3 separate regions of the Homo sapiens genome follow, and all the other regions are linked to region 1. Evidence: read pairs that join two places in POLR2A ChIA-PET (ENCODE). Cell type or tissue: MCF 10A. All regions are shown on one strand. Each heading gives the region's core, and the rest is flanking DNA. Links, peaks and the distances in the headings are about the cores only.

What was found. Peaks named below come from ENCODE experiments on the same cell type or tissue, not always from the same donor. Only the 100,000 strongest peaks of a DNase experiment are listed, where the experiment ranks them.
Region 2: POLR2A ChIA-PET joins it to region 1 with 6 read pairs; 10 of 35 experiments call an interaction of 5 or more read pairs at or near these places.
Region 3: POLR2A ChIA-PET joins it to region 1 with 5 read pairs; 13 of 35 experiments call an interaction of 5 or more read pairs at or near these places.

Annotation. Positions count from the first base shown.
Region 1 is chr9:126,789,418-126,796,023 of GRCh38, forward strand. No RefSeq gene overlaps it. Among named protein-coding and RNA genes, the nearest start is that of ZBTB43, 12 kb to the right of the region's middle. RefSeq lists an enhancer at 2,922-3,091. In MCF 10A, for the core only: no CTCF peak of the experiment used is centred there; DNase peaks (open chromatin) are centred at 2,224, 3,074 and 4,764.
Region 2 is chr9:126,842,252-126,847,251 of GRCh38, forward strand. No RefSeq gene overlaps it. Among named protein-coding and RNA genes, the nearest start is that of ZBTB34, 16 kb to the right of the region's middle. In MCF 10A, for the core only: no CTCF peak of the experiment used is centred there; a DNase peak (open chromatin) is centred at 2,070.
Region 3 is chr9:126,722,194-126,728,799 of GRCh38, forward strand. LOC107987129 (a long non-coding RNA gene) reads left to right here. Exons shown (of 3, transcript XR_001746936.3): 3 at 1-3,222. Among named protein-coding and RNA genes, the nearest start is that of ZBTB43, 80 kb to the right of the region's middle. RefSeq lists silencers at 155-764, 825-904. In MCF 10A, for the core only: no CTCF peak of the experiment used is centred there; no DNase peak of the experiment used is centred there.

The DNA of each region.
Region 1 (6,606 bases), core at 1-5,000:
CCTGAGTAGCTGGGAGTACAGCCGCCCGCCACCACGCCCGGCTAATTTTTTGTATTTTTAGTAGAGACGGGGTTTCACCGTGTTAGCCAGGATGGTCTCGATCTCCTGACCTTGTGATCCGCCCACCTCAGCCTCCCAAAGTGCTGGGATTACAGGCGTGAGCCACCGCGCCCGGCCCACTTGCGGCATATTTTTCTAACACAGGTGCTCATAGGAGGTCCTGGGGCTGACCGTAGTCCTTTTGTTTCAGGGGATGGAGGTACCTGGGCACCAGGCTGTTTCCCTTCCTAGACTGTGGGCTCCATCTGTCAAGAACCATGTCAGAACAGCTCAATATGGGGTTCCCAGCATTTAGCCTAGGGGCTGGTACACAGCAGACACTTGACATCTATAAAACAAAGGAATGAGTGAATGTCTGGAGGATGAGAGAGGAGTGGCAGGAGAGAGGGCAGGAAGATGGGTGGGCTGGGGGCTTCAGGAACCGGGCTAGAGGCAGAAAGATGAGACAGTACAGTGAGGTAGCTCGGAGTGTGGATTCAAGAGCCAGACCCTCATCCCCATCACTTACCAGCTGTGTGACCTTCAGTGAGTTACTTCACCTCTCTGTGCCTTAATTTGTTGATCTGTAAAAATAGAGCTAAGAATAGCACCTCCCTTGATGGATTGTAAGAGAATTCACTGGGCTAATATTTGCAAAAGACATAGATAGCAGTACACAAGTGTTCATTAAACAAAGAAATACATATATGCATGCATACATACATACATACACAAACACACAAATGAATAAATACAATAAAAAGATGAATAAATTTGTTTCTCTTTCAAAGCCAGGAGAAAATGCAGCAGAAGGTGGTACTGGGGTTCCCTATTCAAGTGGTGGGAAGGCAGTGTAGTGCTTTGACTCTGAAAGTACATAGGTTTAAGAGCATCAAGATAAATGCCCCAGCTGGCAAGAACCTCTAGACTAGAGGGTATTGCATTAGCATACTGTTAGTTAAGGAGTTATAGCTCTTAGGATACCAGCTTCTGCACAATAAAATGATTTTTAAAACATTTTTAAAACCCGATTAAAACATAATGCTCTGTTGAGTTACTGCCACAAAATGTTTTGTTTGCAAATTACAGCCTAGTGGATTTAATTTACTTTCTGCTGACACCCGTATTAGACATGATGGACCAGGCAAGCACAGCAAGGCTGCAGGCTGCGGAACAGCATTGCAGGAATTGGAGCTTGCGGCTCCACCGTGGAGCATCTGTGGAGGAGGTGGCATGGCCAGGCCTCTCCACTCCCACCACTAGGTCCTGAGGGTCTTACTAATGGCCTGTCACTATGGTCCTTCCCATAGGCTCTCTGCACCATGGAGGGTTTGGGGCTTGGCAGGACACTGTACACTGAGGACAGAGACTGAAAAGGTGATCCAGGGCCAAGTTCAGCCACCTGATTGTTTGCCTGGCTCACACCAAGATTTCAAAAAATTTGAGCCAAGCTTTTTTTTTTTTTTTTTTTTAGTGCAGTGGTGCAATCTCAGCTCACTGCAATCTCTGCCTCCCGGGTTCAAGCGATTCTCCTGCCTCAGCCTTCCAAGTAGCTGGGATTACAAGCATGTGCCACCATGCCTGGCTACTTTTTGTATTTTTAGTAGAAATGGGGTTTCACCATGTTGGCCAGGCTGGACTCAAACTCCTGACCTCAGGTGATCCGCCCACCTCGGCCTCCAAAAGTGCTGGAATTATAGGCATGAGCCACTGTGCCTGGCCTGAGCCAACATTTAAAAATCAGGAGGTACAGGCTGGGTGTGGTGGCACGCGCCTGTAATCCCAGCTACTCGGGAGGCTGAGGCAGGCAAATTGCTTGATCCTAGGAGGCGGAGGTTGCGGTGAGCCAAGATTGTGCCACTGTTCTCCTGTCTGGACAACAGAGTGAGACCCTGTCTCAAAAAGAAAAGAAAAACAAAATCAGGAGGTACTACTTTAAAAATCTTGATGTTTTACTACTCTTGAAAAATGAGAACAACGGGCAACACTGGGCTGTCATTGTCATGGCAACAAAAGGCTGGAGTATGTATGAGTGGTCATGTGCTTTCGGTTTGTCACACTCTCTACCCTTCCCTACCGCCTCAGGAATCTGAGACGCACTGAAGTCCTATTTGCTGGTGCATGTGAGCTGTTGTTTTTTCTCTGGGTGGAGAAGTATTTCCAGACTCCATAGGTATCATTCCAGTACCAGCAGGAAACAGATGACACACTCAAGTTGAGTAATTGAGGAGAGTTTAGCAATGAGATTATTTACAAAGGTATAAACAGGGATTAAGAAAAGCAACAGGGAAGGAATGATTTAGTACCCTGGGGCTAGGAACACTGGGGACTGTTGCCACCCTAAATTTGAAGCGGTGCAGACAGGGGACCTGGAGAGATTTACTGACGGAGCTGAGGCTGGGTCAAGGGCTGTGGCCAGCCCACGGGGACTCCACAGGAAGGGAGCCCGGAAAATGATTTTTTAAATGTACTCCTCCTTCCCTCCAGTCTCCCCTGGGGATCCCAGGGGCCACACCAGCTGGAAGCTAGCAGACAGAAGAGTCCATATGAATCAGCCCCCCAAACACAGACTTGGGGTGGGGAGGCAGAGAGGATCTGTGGGAAGAGCCAAATGGAAGACAGCCAGCCTGTCACATGTCCTTCAGAAGTGGCAGGATGGCCAGGCGTGGTGGCTCAGACCTGTAATCCCAGCACTTTGGGAGGCCAAGGTGGGTGGATCACTTGAGGTCAAGAGATTGAGACCAGCCTGGCCAACATGGTGAAACCCTGTCTCTATTAAAAATTAGCCAGGCATGGTGAAGCAGCCTAATTGGGAGACTTGAAGCAGGAGAATCAGTTGAACCTGGGAGGAGGAGGTTGCAGTGAGCTGAGATTGCACCACTACACTCCAGCCTGGACAACAGAGCAAGATGCTGTCTCAAAAAAAAAAAAAATGGCAGGACAAAAAAATACACATAGAGGAGCCAATATCTAAGGACAAATGAGAGTGCATAGCTTTGTGTAGATGTTAAGAATATGCATTCTGGCCGGGCATGGTGACTCACACGTATAATCCCAGCACTTTGGGAGGCCAAGGCAGGCAGATCACGAGGTCAGGAGATTGAGAAATTCCTGGCTAACATAGTGAAACCCCATCTCTACTAAAAATACAAAAAATTAGCTGGGCATGGTGGCACACACCTGTAGTCCCAGCTACTCGGGAGGCTGAGGCAGAAGAATCGCCTGAACCTGGGAGGTGGAGGTTGCAGTGAGCTGAGATCACGCCACTGTACTCCAGCCTGGGCAACAAAGCAAGACTCCGTCTTGAAAAAAAAAAAGAATATGCATCCTTATACAGTTAATGTGCAAATGTCTACTGTTCTCATTTGCATCACCGACTTTACCTCTTGGGAAAGCTTGCCTCCCCTTGACCCCTTCATGCCCCCTCTCACCCCACCACACCATGTTTTTGTGCTGTTTCCTCTTTGGGAAATGGATGGAACTTTCCATCTTCAAACGGAAATAGCATTAGAGGATCCTACCCCTCCGCCCCTCTGTGTGGGGAGGCAGAGGACAGGTGACAGCTCAGACACTGGCCTCCCCTGGACCTGCCCTCATCAACAGCTTGTCCCTTGTTTCTGTTCCCGATGTCAAGCAGTATCTCAGCAAGGCAGAGCATCCCTGCTCCAGGAAGAGGGCTCTCCTACAGCCAGGAGAGAAATTCTGTTCTGGAGGCTGGGCATGGTGGCTCACGCCTGTGAGCACTCCCAATCTCAGCACTTTGGGAGGCCAGGGTGGATGGATCACTTGAGTGCAGGAGTTTGAGACCAGTCTGGGCCACACAGGGAAACCCCGTGTTTGTATTTTTGTTTCTACAAAAGATTAGCTGGGCAGGTGATGGCACACCTAGCTACTAAAGGGGCTGAGGTGGGAGGATCACCTGAGCCCGGGAGGTCAAGGCTACAGTGAGCCATGACTGTGCCATTGCACTCCAGCCTGGGTGAGAGAGTAAGACTCTGTCTCAAAAAACGAAAAAAGAAAAGAAAAGAGAAAAGAAGTTCAGTTCTGGGAGCGGGGAGGGAAGATTTTGGCCCCAGGTTCCAGTTGCATTCTCCAATTTAGATCTACCAGGAATAAAGCTGAAGCCATTGTCTCTATTTGATCTCAATCCCTTATGCCCTGTATTGAGACTCCCTAGCATGACACCCCATCCTGTGTTTGAGGAATTCCCCATTCTCCAAAACTTGGAGAGAGGCGGAAACTACGCCCCACTGTAGAAGCCCAAAGGGCCAGTTTGTTGCTTCCTCAGCCTCCCTTGCAGCCAGGGAGCAGACGCTGGCCAGCCTCAGCCAACCAGAGGACTCTGACTCGGCAGCTAGTGGCACATGAGGGCAGTGGTGGCAGCAAGATCTGCTTCCAAAGTAGCAGGGGCAGCGCAGTGCAGACTGGAGGGGACGGGGGATCCAGTTGGCAGCAGCAACCGCACTGGCAAAAGTGGTGGCCATGGTGGTGGCAGCAGTGTTCTGGCCACCCCAGTTCTGTGGCCTGATTGTGGGTGCGGCTTGGCTGCATAGTCACAGAGCTCGATTTTCCAGCCCTCTTGGGGATCAGATCCTTTTAGTGAATTCTTTTTCTACTGTAATCAGCCAGACTCCATTTCTGTTCTGTGCAGCTTAGAATGTCTACCCAGACATGTGCACACATGTCCCAAAAGCCAGAACCCTGGAAGAAAGAGTGGGTGACTCCTCCAACCACTCCCCCGAGCAACCACCTCACAGCCTGTGTGTCAGTTAAGAGTGTCTTGATTGTAAAGAAACAAAAACAAAAACAAAATTGCAAACTGATGAGCAATGAAGGGAATGTGTTGGTTCACCTGGGTCTGGTGAGGTGAAGCTGGATCCAGATTCTCACCAAGACACTGACTTTTCCCTACCTGTGTTTTATATCTTTCTTGCTGTCAACTTCATTTCCAGCCCCCTCACACAGGCTCTTGCAATTCCAGGCTCTCTCCTTACAGAAATAAAATGGCTGCAATGGTTCCTGACCTCGCATCCTCCCACACCATCCAACAAAAGGGTGTCTCTTCCAGTAGCTCCCCACAACTCCTGGGGTGTCCAGCTGGTCCCACAGCCTGAAGCAGAGCTGCCCAGTTGAGCCCAGCTTAAACCAGCCAGCCCTTAACTGATCTGCAGACACACAAATGAGAATAGGTAATTACTGTTGTAAGCCACTGAGCCTTGCGGTGGATTGTTTTGTAATAACAGCAGGCGGACACAGTCATCGGCGCTGAAACTGGGAGCCTGCCATAATAAAAACTTCAAATATGAGGCATTGGGTTTGGGACCAGGCAATAAGCAACAAGGAAATATTTACGGGGGGCTGGAAAGTGGTGAGAAAACTTATAGGAAACAGGAAAAGGCAGCCTGTGTTAAGTAGTGGGAAACATTTAGTAAAACTCCTGTGTATGAAGATTTGAATGAGAAAAATGTATCTAATGAAGTTTTAGAGTTGGGAGAAGACATTTAGAGGCAAAACGTCAAAAGTAGGACTTTCTTGGCGGGCCATGGTGGCTCAAGCCTGTAATCCCAGCACTTTGGGAGGACGAGGCAGGTGGATCACCTGAGGTCGGGAGTTCGAGACCAGCCTGGCCAACATGGTGAAACCCCATCTCTACTAAAAATATAAAAATTGGCCAGGTGTGGTGGCACGGCCTGTGGTCCCAGCTACTCAGGAGGCTGACGCAGGAGAATTGCTTGAACCCGGGAGACAGACGTTGCAGTGAGCCAAGATCATGCCACTGCACTCCAGCCTGGGCAACAGAGAGAGACTCTGTCTCAAAAAAAAAAAAAAAAAAAAAAAAGTAGGACTTTCTTGGTGTTAGATAAATTTGAAAAGACACTACTATAAGAAAGAGATGTGCTCAGAAAAGAAATGGCCAATTTCACAAGCAATAATTAGGGAGAATATGGAGTCCAGAAATTGCTAGGTTGGAAAAATAAAAATAATGTCCAACCTCTCCAGACAGTAGAAGATTCTTATATCAAGGCCGGGTGCGGTGGCTCACGCCTGTAATCCCAGCACTTTGGGAGGCTGAGGCAGGTGGATCACGAGGTCAGGAGATCGAGACCATCCTGGCTAACACAGTGAAACCCCATCTCTACTAAAAAAAAAAAAAAACAAAAACAAACAAACAAAAAAAACCAAGATTCTTATATCAAAATACGATTTAGGGACAAAAATTAAATCAAGGGCGTGGATCCTTTCAGCTGACAAAAAAGGCTTCTAGAAAGATTAAAAGGTATTAAGGGTATGGTCCCACAAAATTTTAATACCCCTAAAGTGCCAGTAAGTACATTGAGTCTATAGAAAGAGGCACATGTTGAGAAAAACTATAAGTATACCTTTGTCATATGAAGTTGACTGGAATCAAATACATAGAAAATCTACAATGTCTTTGAGGGCTATGTACTGGCAAAAGTGCCACCAGTCTGGATGGAAAGAGGGCAGAGATCTCCCCAACTTTCTTCTTTTTTTATTTTTTTTTTTTGAGAGGGAGTCTCACTCTGTCACCCAGGCTGGAGTGCAGTG
Region 2 (5,000 bases), core at 1-5,000, 53 kb after region 1:
TTCCATGGATTAAGCCTTCACCCTGACACCAACCCTGCCAGGTAGGTGACATTGCCGTCCCTATCTAACAGGAGAACACTAACTTTCACAGATGTAAGAAACCCAGGCAGCCGGTGTCCTGGGCCCCACTGAGCTAGCTACGCGTGCCCTGTTGCTATCTTGTGACTGCCGGCCCAAGGGCCCAGAATGTCAGAGGAAACCCCACTCTGCCTGCTGGCGCCCTAGAGAGGGGTTCTAAAGGCCAGGGGTTTATCTGGGCCCCTGACCATTGCCCTAGTGTTTATCTCCAAGAGACTGTGGGTCTCAACACCAGCAGAACCTGCTTATCTCCACGTTTTTGGGCCCCAAGCTGGCCTACCCTGTTCCCATTTGCTCTGGGACAGCCACTCCCTCACAGCAGCCTCAACTCCACACGTAGTCTTCTGCCCTTGACTGCTCCAAGGCCTCCTCCTAAGCAGATCTGATGCCATCATCTCCCACGTGAGGTCCGCCTGACAGGATCTCAGCTCCTCAGCTTGGCCTCCAAGGCCCTTCCAGATCTGACACCAGCCCTCTTGTTGGTTCTGTTCCTCTGCTCCCCACTTGGGACCTGGGTACTCTCCTAAGGCTTCTCTTGGCTCTTCCATGATGATTCTGCCTTGAATATTCCCTCCTCCTCTTTTCTATTCACTCCCCTGTGACTTTTCCCCTCCTGGGTGAGCTCCTTTCTATTGTTCTAGGCTCTGCAAAAATCATTGCCAAGACACCTTCCCTGAGCATCCCACCCAGCTGCTTAGCACTCAGTGATCCCATTTCAATTTTTTTTTTTTTTTTTTTTGAGATGGAGAGTCTCCCTCTGTCCCCCCAGGCTGGAGTGCAGTGGCATGATCTTGACTCACTGCTACCTCCACCACCTGCATTCCAGCGATTCTGCTACCGCAGCCTCCCGAGTAGCTGGGACTACAGATGCCTCCCACTACGCCTGGTTAATTTTTGTATTTTTAGTGGAGACAGGGTCTCACCATGTTGGCCAGGCTGGTCTTAGAAGTCCTGACCTCAAGTGATCCACCCACCTCGGCCTCCCAAAGTGCTGGGATTACAGGGGTGAACCAGCACGCCTGGCCCCATTTCATTTTGAACTTGGCTCTGCTGTGGCACTTGTCACTTGGTAATTTTGTATATACCATCCATCTTCACTCCCCTCCCCGCCACACACACCCACATGTCCCCTGCTAGACAGCAGGCTCCTCCGAAACAGGAACTATGACTTCATTGTCTGCCCGTTCCTGGCACAGTCCTGTTCCACACTCAATCAATACTGCTGATTTTTTTTTTTTTTTTTTAATGAATGCAGATTCACTGTTGAGTCTTTACCAGTTACAGCCATGAACTTTTTGCTTCCAAGATCTTAGGAAGTACAGGCACACAACAATGTTACGAAGTGCCCTCTTCCAACTGAATGTCACCTAAGTGTTGCCAAAATTGCCTGTTACCTGAGAATTCTGAGATAAGTATGGGTCTTCTTTTCTAACCCAAATGAAAGATTTTATATCTCAGCAGACAGCTGAAATACTGGACACTGGTTTATGTAAGTTAGGCAGAAGGTGGCAGTGGGATTGATCAGAAAAGGGTTTCTGGTAGAGTCAGTGTGTGTCAAGAGAATGACAGCTGGCAACTAGCTTTGGAGGTAGAATAAATGGAATTGACACATTCTCGATTAAATATACCAGAACTATAGTTATAAAAATTGACTAATTTTGTTGTTAATTTCTGCTGGGAAGCTTGTTCTAGAAGGGCATATTTTCAGTGAGGTTTTGGCACAATCTAAAGCAGATGGTTACATGTTATTTGGTGCTTCATCTAATACTGAAATTTGTGGCAATTGATTAAGGACCGAAAGTTGCTTTTGGACAACTTTCAAATTGTGATTTCACCAATCTGAGCTCCAAGTGACAGTAGCACGTTGTAGTCAGGAAACACAGAATGTGGGCTAGATAACTTAGGAGGTTATATGTAATAAAAAACTGTTTCGTGTGAGTCAGCTCTGAAGAGTATGGTGTGAGCCTGTTCAGACCACCCGAAGTTAGAAAGGGCAGGAGTGAAGTCTGTGACTCACACAGGGAGCTCTGCCAAGGAGGTGCCATGCAGTTCTGCTGGCAGGGGCTTCAGAAGCATCTTAGGACAACTGTTTCCAATCTTTTCAAGTACTGTGGAAGGATGGATATTTATTTATTTATTAATGAATGAATGAACGAGACAGAGTCTCACTCTGTCGCCCGGGCTGGAGTGCAGTGGCATGATCTCGGCTCACTGCAACCTCTGCCTCCTGGGTTCAAGCAATTCTCGTGTCTCAGCCTCCCGAGTAGCTGGGATTACAGGTGCGCACCACCATAACTGGTTTTTTGGGGTTTTTTTTTTTTGTATTTTCAGTAGGGATGGGGTTTCGCCATGTTGCCCAGGCTGGTTTCAAACTCCTCAGCTCAGGAAATCCACCCGCCTCAGCCTCCCAAAGTGCTGGGATTACGGGCTTGAGCCACTGTGCCCGGCCTGTTTTGGACATTAGAAAATTTTGCAGAGCATCCCCTCCACCACATAATAGTTGGTCAAGAAAAATTCAAAATCACAAAACTATTATGAATTCAGTAATGCTTAATGCATTTACATTTATTCTTCAAAAAAATATACAATTGATGCCTGTAATCCCAGCATTTTGGGAGGCCGAGGCGGGCGGATCACCTGAGGTCGGGAGTTCGAGACCAGCCTGACCAACTTGGAGAAACTCCGTCTCTACTAAAAATACAAAAAATTAGCTGGGCATGGTGGCACATGCCTGTAATCCCAGCTACTCGGGAGGCTGAGGCAGGAGAATTGCTTGAACCCAGGAGGCGGAGACTGCAGTGAGCCGAGATGGTGCCATTGCACTCCAGCCTGGGCAATGAGAGCAAAACTCCATCTCAAAAAAAAAAAAAAAAATTGATAGTAGTGCAAATATATGGGGGACCTCAAAAGTAGCTTTATATCCTTCCAGAGTCTGTTCTTTGGCTTAGTCATTCACTCCTTTATTTACCAAATATTTATTGACCATCAGCTTTGACTCTGGGCTGGGTCTACAATGGTGATTTCCCTGTCTTCAGGGGTTGTGAAAATCAGTACACAAAGTAGATAGGTCCCTTGCTGTCTGTGTCTCATAATTGGCTAAACCTTATGAATCCAGACCTATAAATAAAATTTAACCATCAACTTACAGAGAACAATTCTCAAAGCTAACTGTGCTTGGTAACTAGGACACTTTTTTTTTTTTTTTTTGAGACGGAGTCTCGCTCTGTTGCCCAGGCTGGAGTGCAGTGGCACAATCTCAGCTCAGTGCAACCTCTGCCTCCCGGGTTCGAGCAATTCTTCTGCCTCAGCCTCCCTAGTAGGTGGGATTACAGGCATGCGCCAACGTGCCTGGCTAATTTTTGTATTTTTAGTAGAGACGGGGTTTCACCATGTTGGCCAGGCTGTTCTCGAACCCCTGACCTCGTGATCCACCCACCTCGGCCTCCCAAAGTGCTGGGATTACAGGCATGAGCCACCGTGCCCGGCCTAACTGGGACACTCTTAACTGTGAATATGGTCCAAGCTACTGAAATTAATTGATCTGTAGGACAAGACCAAAGTTAAGGCCACTTCTTGTAATAGCTGTGTAGCTATCTTCAATCACATCTCCTTTGCTGGGTGCTTTCAGTTAACTCATAACTTATCACCTGACTTTGAAAAGGGGCAAAACTTCTCCATCAAAGGTTTCTATTTCTGCCTCCTAGGCTTTTCCCATTCCCCTATTTGAGCAGAACCTTTTTCTTATGTTTCACCTGCCATAGTTCAGCACGTTGACTTCACAAGGGCAGCATGGAAGCTGTAGAATAAATCAGACCCTCAAACAGCAGTATCCATCTAGTAGGCAGAGTCATGCTTTCAAAAAACCATAAGAGCCTAATGCTGTGTGATGTTCTAAGCACTGGAGATACAGCAGTAAATAAAATAGATTTTTTAAATCCCTCCTATCCTGGAGTTCACATTCTAAAGACAGGTAAGAGTGGTCCCTCTCCAATGCTAATGAGAAGTACCACGGACTCTCATGTAGGAACAGAATACCTAGGAAAGACGCAGGAAGAATGGCTGGAATTCTGACCTTGGGAAATGTGGATTGGAGTGAAGAAGAGGCCATCCACTGCCAACACCAAAGTATGAAGAAAGGTACGGAGGTGGGAAAGTGTGGAGGTAGCTGTGGAAATACAGTAGGAAAGGTAGGTTGAGGGCCATATTGTTACCATAGTAATGTATATCAACTTCCGAGCATTTACTTATGCCAGGCTGTGTGCTACCTTCCAGATGTGTAATCTCATTAGGTCCATACTACAACCCAGCTTGACAGGGGAAACTGAGGCTGAGACAGGTTAAGTGATGGAGCTGGAATTCTGAACTAGGTTGTCTGACGCTAGCACCCCAGCTCACAATGATGACACCGCATTGCTGCACAAGGTCACGAAGGGCTACAGATTTCAGGCTGAGGACTGGTGGACTTGATTTCATAGGAGCTCATCAGAGCTGCCAGGAAGATTAGCCTGAATGATAGGATCTAGGACGTGGTGTGTGTGCTGCATTCCCTACGTGGGCTGAGTGACTAATAATAGGCTTACCAATATGGTCTCCTGGGTGTGGAACAGGTGCCTGGAGGGAGGAGCCACCAGGAGCCCAGGTAGGTCAAGTTCAAAGTCAGTGATGAAATGAGGCAAACCCAACTCCTAGTAGCCTAATGGGGGGCTGTTGTTAGCCTAAGTAGGGCCATCTGAGAACAAGGATTGCAGAGGCTCCTAAACCTGGTTTTCTTCCATGGGACTTGCCTCTGGCAGTGGTCACGCAACCTTCCAGTCATGTATGCCAGCCAAACTCCAATGAGCAATTCCTTTCATATAATCAAGCATTGCTCCACCAGTGTCCTCAGGATGAGCCATGCTCGTGCCCTCCTTTCCATGAGGCTC
Region 3 (6,606 bases), core at 808-5,807, 66 kb before region 1:
TCCTTCGACCCCACTCCCAGGCCACACGCCTCTCACGCCCACACCTAGGGCAGGTTCCCCACTGTCTCCAGATTGATACTGGTCAGTTACCTCAGGGTTCTGAAGGAAGAGCGCTGAGACCCAGAGGCCACCCCATGCCCCTCCCTTTACCTCCAGCCCCCAACCTGGTCTCCAGGCAGGTGCCAGCCCGGGCCGGCCTCGGGGACCTGGCTGGCCTGCCTGGCTCGACTGGAGTATTCCGCCCTGACTCAGGTCTTGGGAACACCGCTCTGCCCCCAGGGGAAGTTGGGGGTGGCGGTGGCAACTGGGCTTCCAGGCTGGCCCGGATTTCTGCTCCTCTGACTCCCTCCCCCAGCAGTCCCCTCCCACCGCCCACCCCGCTGCGCTCCCCGGGAGCAGGGGAGAGGCGTGGCCCGAGACGAGGCCCAGAAAGGGGGCGGGGCCGGACGGAGACGTTCCGAGGCCAGCCCCGCCCCCTGGGCCCCGACAGCCCAGACCCCCTCCGGGAAGGCCCCGGGAACCAGAGTAGGGCACAGGCCGGGCGCCCCTCGGAGTTCGGACGCCCCGGGCCTGACCCGCACCCGGCCTGGTGGGGCCACCCCTCGGCCGGGGAGGCTCCCAGAGCCAGCACCCGCTTCCTCCCCAGGGCGGGGCCCGGCGGCCATGGGCCAAGCGCCGTAAAATTTAAAGAGGTGAGAGAGACACTTCGCAGAAACCTCAGCGGCGCGGGGAAATGAAATAAGGCCTCCCCCCGGGGCGCCCGCCCCCGCCCGCGCTGCCCAGGCCCCAGGTCACCCTGGAGGGTCCAGGTGCGGGCCCCGCGCACAGCAGCCTCTCCCCGGGCGGGCGAGGGCTCTCTCCCTTTCCAGCGCTGCCCCAGGCACTCGGGGATCGGGACCCAGCCAACGGCCCCAGTCCCAGGCGGGGGCCGAGCTGGCCCGAGAAGCTCTCCCCCTCCAGGGCAGAGAGCGTCCCCTCCCCCACGTGGAAAAGCAAACCCAGACCCCCCTGCCCCACTAAAAACTTGTCCCTCTCCTTTCTCGGTGTCCATGGTGGGTCTGGTTCCCACCGCTCCCTCCCTCCCCGCACAGTCTGAGACCCCCTTCCCCGGGCCGCCCCGTCGATCCCAGGTGATGGATGGAGCCTTCAGGGAGCCCGCGCGGGCGGGCTAGGCTCGGGCGGAAATGAAGAGGATAAGATCTGCGAGCAGAGCCGCCTGACACCGTGATATCCGCCTGGCTCGCTGCGCTCCGGGTGATGGATGGGGCGGAGCTCCCCACCCCCCAGCCCCGGAACCTGGCGCCCCTCCCAGAAACACCGCTCCGCTGCCACACACGCGGCCGCCGGACTCCCAGCCACCGGCGCACTCACGCGGCGCCCCCCACGCATCAGCCCGGCGCGCACGAAGGGAACCGTTCCTCTTCCCAGTCCCCTGGCGCTAGCACCAGCAGGACTGCCCTTAGCGCACACCACACCTTACCCACTTGCCCATCACACAGCCTCTTCCGCGCACGCACATACACATGCATGCAAGCTGCACGCCACCCCTCCCGCCCCCCAAACATGTGTTCTTTCCTGAGTCTTGGAGCCACTCAGGAAGAGGGTTTGACTACCGTGAAACTCAGCCCTGGGCGGGGGTCTTGGGACAGGGAACAGAACAGCAATTGCTAATTGTGCTTAGCATCTTGTTCGGCCACTGAGCAGGTCGGGCTTGGCATGGACCACGGCAGCTGAGGCGCCAGGACTGTCCGAGCAGGCCTCACCATCAGTGTTACCATGGTTACCATCTTCCTAGCATTATCACTCAGCGACATCATCGTTACCATGGTTACAGGCACCGCATCTCCCTCTTCCGCGTTGCTGCCATTTGATTCCCATCACCATTACCATTCATTCATTCACTCATTCGTGTATCACTCATCCCCTCTATTCATCAGCTGGGGATAGAGAGATAAGTCAGTCGGTCCCCACCTTTGAGAGCGCACAGCTGAAATAGGGGAGGCAGAGGTAAGCAGCCAAGAGCCTGGTGCATTCTGTAGAGCCCTGAGGAACAATGAGGCCTTGCCACATAGATGGCACCAGGCAGGAAGGACCACAGTAAGAAGAAAGGCATGCAGCTGTCAACAGCATCATCGCCACCACGGGGTGCTCCATGTGCTTGGAGGAGAGTACACTCTCCGGGGCAGGCAAGCAGGGCAGTCATGGGCAGGCAGTAAGGAGAGGAAACCGGTTTGGGCCACACCATGAAGGTTTAATGACCCAAGGTTCCTGTGGCACAGTGATTAAGAGCCAGTCTTAGGGAGTCTGAATGAAGGACCTGGACTTGAATCCTGACTTTGCCACCCCCTGGCTTAGGGACGTTGGGCCCGTCATTTCTGCAGTGTCTGGCACTTTGGAAGTGCTCTGGAAGTCATTGTTTTCATTACTATTCTTTTTCCTAGAGGCCACGCTTTTGGCCTCTAGGAAAGCTCAGGTTCCTCTCTTCCCTAACCTACAGCTAAGCCACACCTCTGAGGAGCCAACGTAGGTGGTTAAGGCCAAGGTTATTACTGGAGGGTGAAGTCTGGGAGCGGAGCTTTCCTAGAACCAGTCCACCTGTGTGTGCCCTCTCCTTTGTTTCCGTGTGGCTGCAGGCTGGAGGACCAGGGATTGTCTGTCATAAGGAAGGAGTTCCTACCCCTGCACATGCTAGGCAGGTAAAGGCTTGTTCCCGCTTACCTGAGCCAGGGATTCAACACCATGATTGGAACCCAGGGCCTTAGGTGATTGTTCTTTATCCAGGGTTTCCATCAGAACCACTGCTGGATTTTTTTTTTTTTAAATATGGGTGCCTGGCGGCCTGGAAAACATAGTGAGACATTGTCTCTACTGAAAATAAAATAAAATAAATTAGCAGGACGTGGTGGTACACACCTGTAGTCCCAGCTACTTGGAAGGCTGAGGCAGGAGGATCTCTTGAGCCATAAGGTCGAGGCTGCAGTGAGCTGTGATTGTGCCACTGCACTACAGCCTGGGTGATAGAGCAAGACCCCTTCTCAAGAAAAAAAAAAAAAGAAAAAAGATTTGTGCCTTATTATATCTATCTGATTGTGCCTTCCTTGTCTCTTTTTACTACCTTCTTCACACCTACTGACTCAGAAGTGACTACGGTTTTTTGTTTTTGTTTTCTTTTTGTTTTTTTGAGATGGAGTTTTGCTCTTGTTGCCCAGGCTGGAGTGCAATGGCTCGATCTCAGCTCACTGCAACCTCTGCCTCCTGGGTTCAAGCGTCTCCTGCCTCAGCCTTTCCTGAGTAGCTGGGATTACAGGCATACACCACGACACCCAGCTAATTTTGTATTTTTAGTAGAGATGGGGTTTCTCCATGTTGGTCAAGCTGGTCTCAAACTCCCGACCTCAGGTGATCCTCCCGCCTCAGCCTCCCAAAGTGCTGGAATTACAGGCATGAGCCACCAAGCTCGGCCAACTACTGTTTTTAGCTGGTGTTTATTCTGCCTGTTCTCATGTTTACACTTTTACTATAAAGGTACCTGTAAAAATGTAGCATTATTTTGTGTATTTACATAAGTTGTTATAAACTATCATGTACATATTTACCTGAACAGAATCATTCCCAACTTTTCACTAAACATTATTTTCTAGGATTTGTCCACATTGATATATGTAGCTTTTGTTCATTCCTTTTATCTGATGATAAGTAGCCCGTTGTACAAAACGACTGAAATTTCTTTATTTACCCCACTGTTTGTAGACATACAGATTGTTTTCTGGTTTTGTTGCAATTACAAATGATCATCCTCATGCATGTCTGTTTGTGTATTACAGCAAAATGGCTCTGGCGCATACACTAAGGAGTGGAATTGCTTGGTGCCAGGGTGTGTATATTGTCAAATTGTATTTCCAAATTGCTCTCCAAAGTTGTTGCCCTAATTTACCCTGCCACCAGCAGTGCGCAAATCTTCATTTCTCCACATCCTTACTAATACTTGCTACTGCCAGACTTTTAAATTTTTGCCCATTTGAAGGATGTGATATGATATCTTGTTAATCTTTTAACTGTGGGGGTCTTCACCCAATTATGAATGAAGTAGTTGAGCATCTTTTCATTTGTTATGGGAAATTCCCATTTTCTCCTTTGCGTATTTGCTGTTCGCACCCTTTGTCTATTTTTCTGCTGGTTGTTTGTCTTTACCTTATTGGACTGAAGAAGTTGTTTACATAAACTGAATATAAATCCTTTACATTTTTTATTGTGAAAATATTTTCTCCGACTTTGTGGTTTTAAAATACTTTTGAAGAGTGTTATTTCAAATTTTATTTCATTTTTAGATGATAAAAAATAGCCGTATATATTATATATTTATGGGGTACAATGTGATGTTTTGATATATGTTTAAATTGTGGAATGATCAAAGCAAGCTAATTAACAAATCCATCACTGCACATTCTTAGTTTTTCATGGTCAAAACATATAAAATCAACTCAGTAATTTTGATAAATTTTTTTCTGTACTTCAATGGATGTAAAAACTTTTTTAAATTTAGGATGCCTTTATATATAATGGTTTTGGCACAAGGATAGGCAAATAAAACAATAGAACAGAATGAAGAGTCAGATTTATCAGTCTTCAGAGTTAGTGCTTTTCTTCCTCCCTCCCTCCCTCCCTCCCTCTTTCCTTCCTTTCTTCCCTTCTCTCCTTCCTTTCTCCTTTTATTCCTTCCTTCCTTCTTTCCTTCTGTCCTTTCCTCTTTCCTTCCTTCCTTCTTTCTTTCCAATACTTAAGAAATTTTTCCCTAAACAAGACCATGAGATATTCTTTAATAATTTCTTCTATTTTATTTTTTATTTGTATTTATTTATTTTTTGAGATGGAGTCTCGCTCTGTCACCCAGGCTGGAGTGCAGTGGTACAATCTCAGCCCACTGCAAACTCTGCCTCCCAGTTTCCAGTGATTCTCCTGCCCCAGCCTCCCGAGTAGCTGGGACTACAGGTGCACGCTACCACACCCAGCTAATTTTTGTATTTTTAGTCAAGATGGAGTTTCATCATGTTGGTCAGGCTGGTCCCAAACTCCTGACCTCAGGTGATCCACCCTCCTCGGCCTCCCAAATTGCTGGGATTACAGGTGTGAGCCACCTCACCCAGCTGATTTCTTCTATTTTAAATGCTTTGATTTTTTTTTTTTTTTGCATTTAGGCCTTCAATCACCTAGAATTTATTTCTATATATGATCTTCCAAATATTACATATTATTTTATATTGGCTTTCATATTGATAGCCAGTTCTTCCAGCACTATATATTACATGGCTCCCCACTTCTGCACTGATTAGTGAAGCTGTCACGGGTATATACAGAGTTTTCTCTGACATATGGAAGTCAGTTTCTGGGCTCTGTTTTTTGTTCTACTGATCTACTTGTTTATCCTTTGCCCCACCCACACAGTTTTAATGACTGTATCCGTATAAGAAATCTTGATCGTGGGCAGATGCAACAGAGACTGGCTAGCTCTTCACTACACCTATTTCCTCTTGTTCTTGGTACCACAACTGGGCTCCATCTCACAACCTCTCTTGTAAGTAGATGTGGCCACTTAAGTGAGTTCTGACCACTGATGTGAATGGAAACAACGTACACCATTTCTAGGCATTGCCTATAAAATGTCCCATGCATGACCCTTCATCCTCTTTCTCCTCCCACCACCTTGATGCAAACAAGCATAATGACCTTGAAAGATGGGATCCCAGAATGGAAGAAGCCTGAGTCTCCAAATTGCTACATAAAGAAAGCTGCCCACTGAAAAGAAATGTCCATTTTGGATTTTACACCAGCTGGAAATAAATTATTATTATTATTTTCTTTTTTATTATTATTTTTTTTTTGATGGAGTCTTGCTCTGTTGCCAGGCTGGAGTGCAGTGGTGCAATCTCAGCTCACTGCAACCTCCATCTCCTGGGTTCAAGCGATTCTCCTGCCTCAGGCTCCCGAGTAGCTGGGACTACAGGTGTGCACCACCATGTCCAGCTAAGTTTTGTGTTTTTAGTAGAGACGGGGTTTTGCCATGTTGGCCAGGATGGTCTCGATATCTTGACCTCGTGATCCACCCACCTTGGCCTCCCAAAGTGCTAGGATTACAGGCGTAAGCCACCGTGCCTGGCCTAGAAATAAACTTTTATTACGCTTGGGCCTTAAATATGTTGAGGTTTGTTTGTTTCAGCAGCTAGTGTTACCCTAATACAGCATGGCTAAGTGTGTACCTACCCTCCCCCTTGTTCCTCCTCTTTAAAATTGTCTCGACTGTTCTTGGCTCTTATCCTCACAGGAATTTTAAGATCAATTGACGGACTTCCTTAAAAAAAAAAAAAAACTTGCTATGTCTTTGGTTGGAATTCCATTTAATTTCTATATTAATTTGTGGGGACTTACTATTCTTATAATACTGAGTCTTTTCATTCATAAACACAGTTCACTTACTTAGATATTAATTATTAAATGTTATTAGATTTGGTTTGATTCAATATTATTAGATTAATATTTATAATTTATTTTATATATAGGTCTGTGTATCTTCTATTACATTTAATTATAGTTATGTGGATTTTGTTGCCA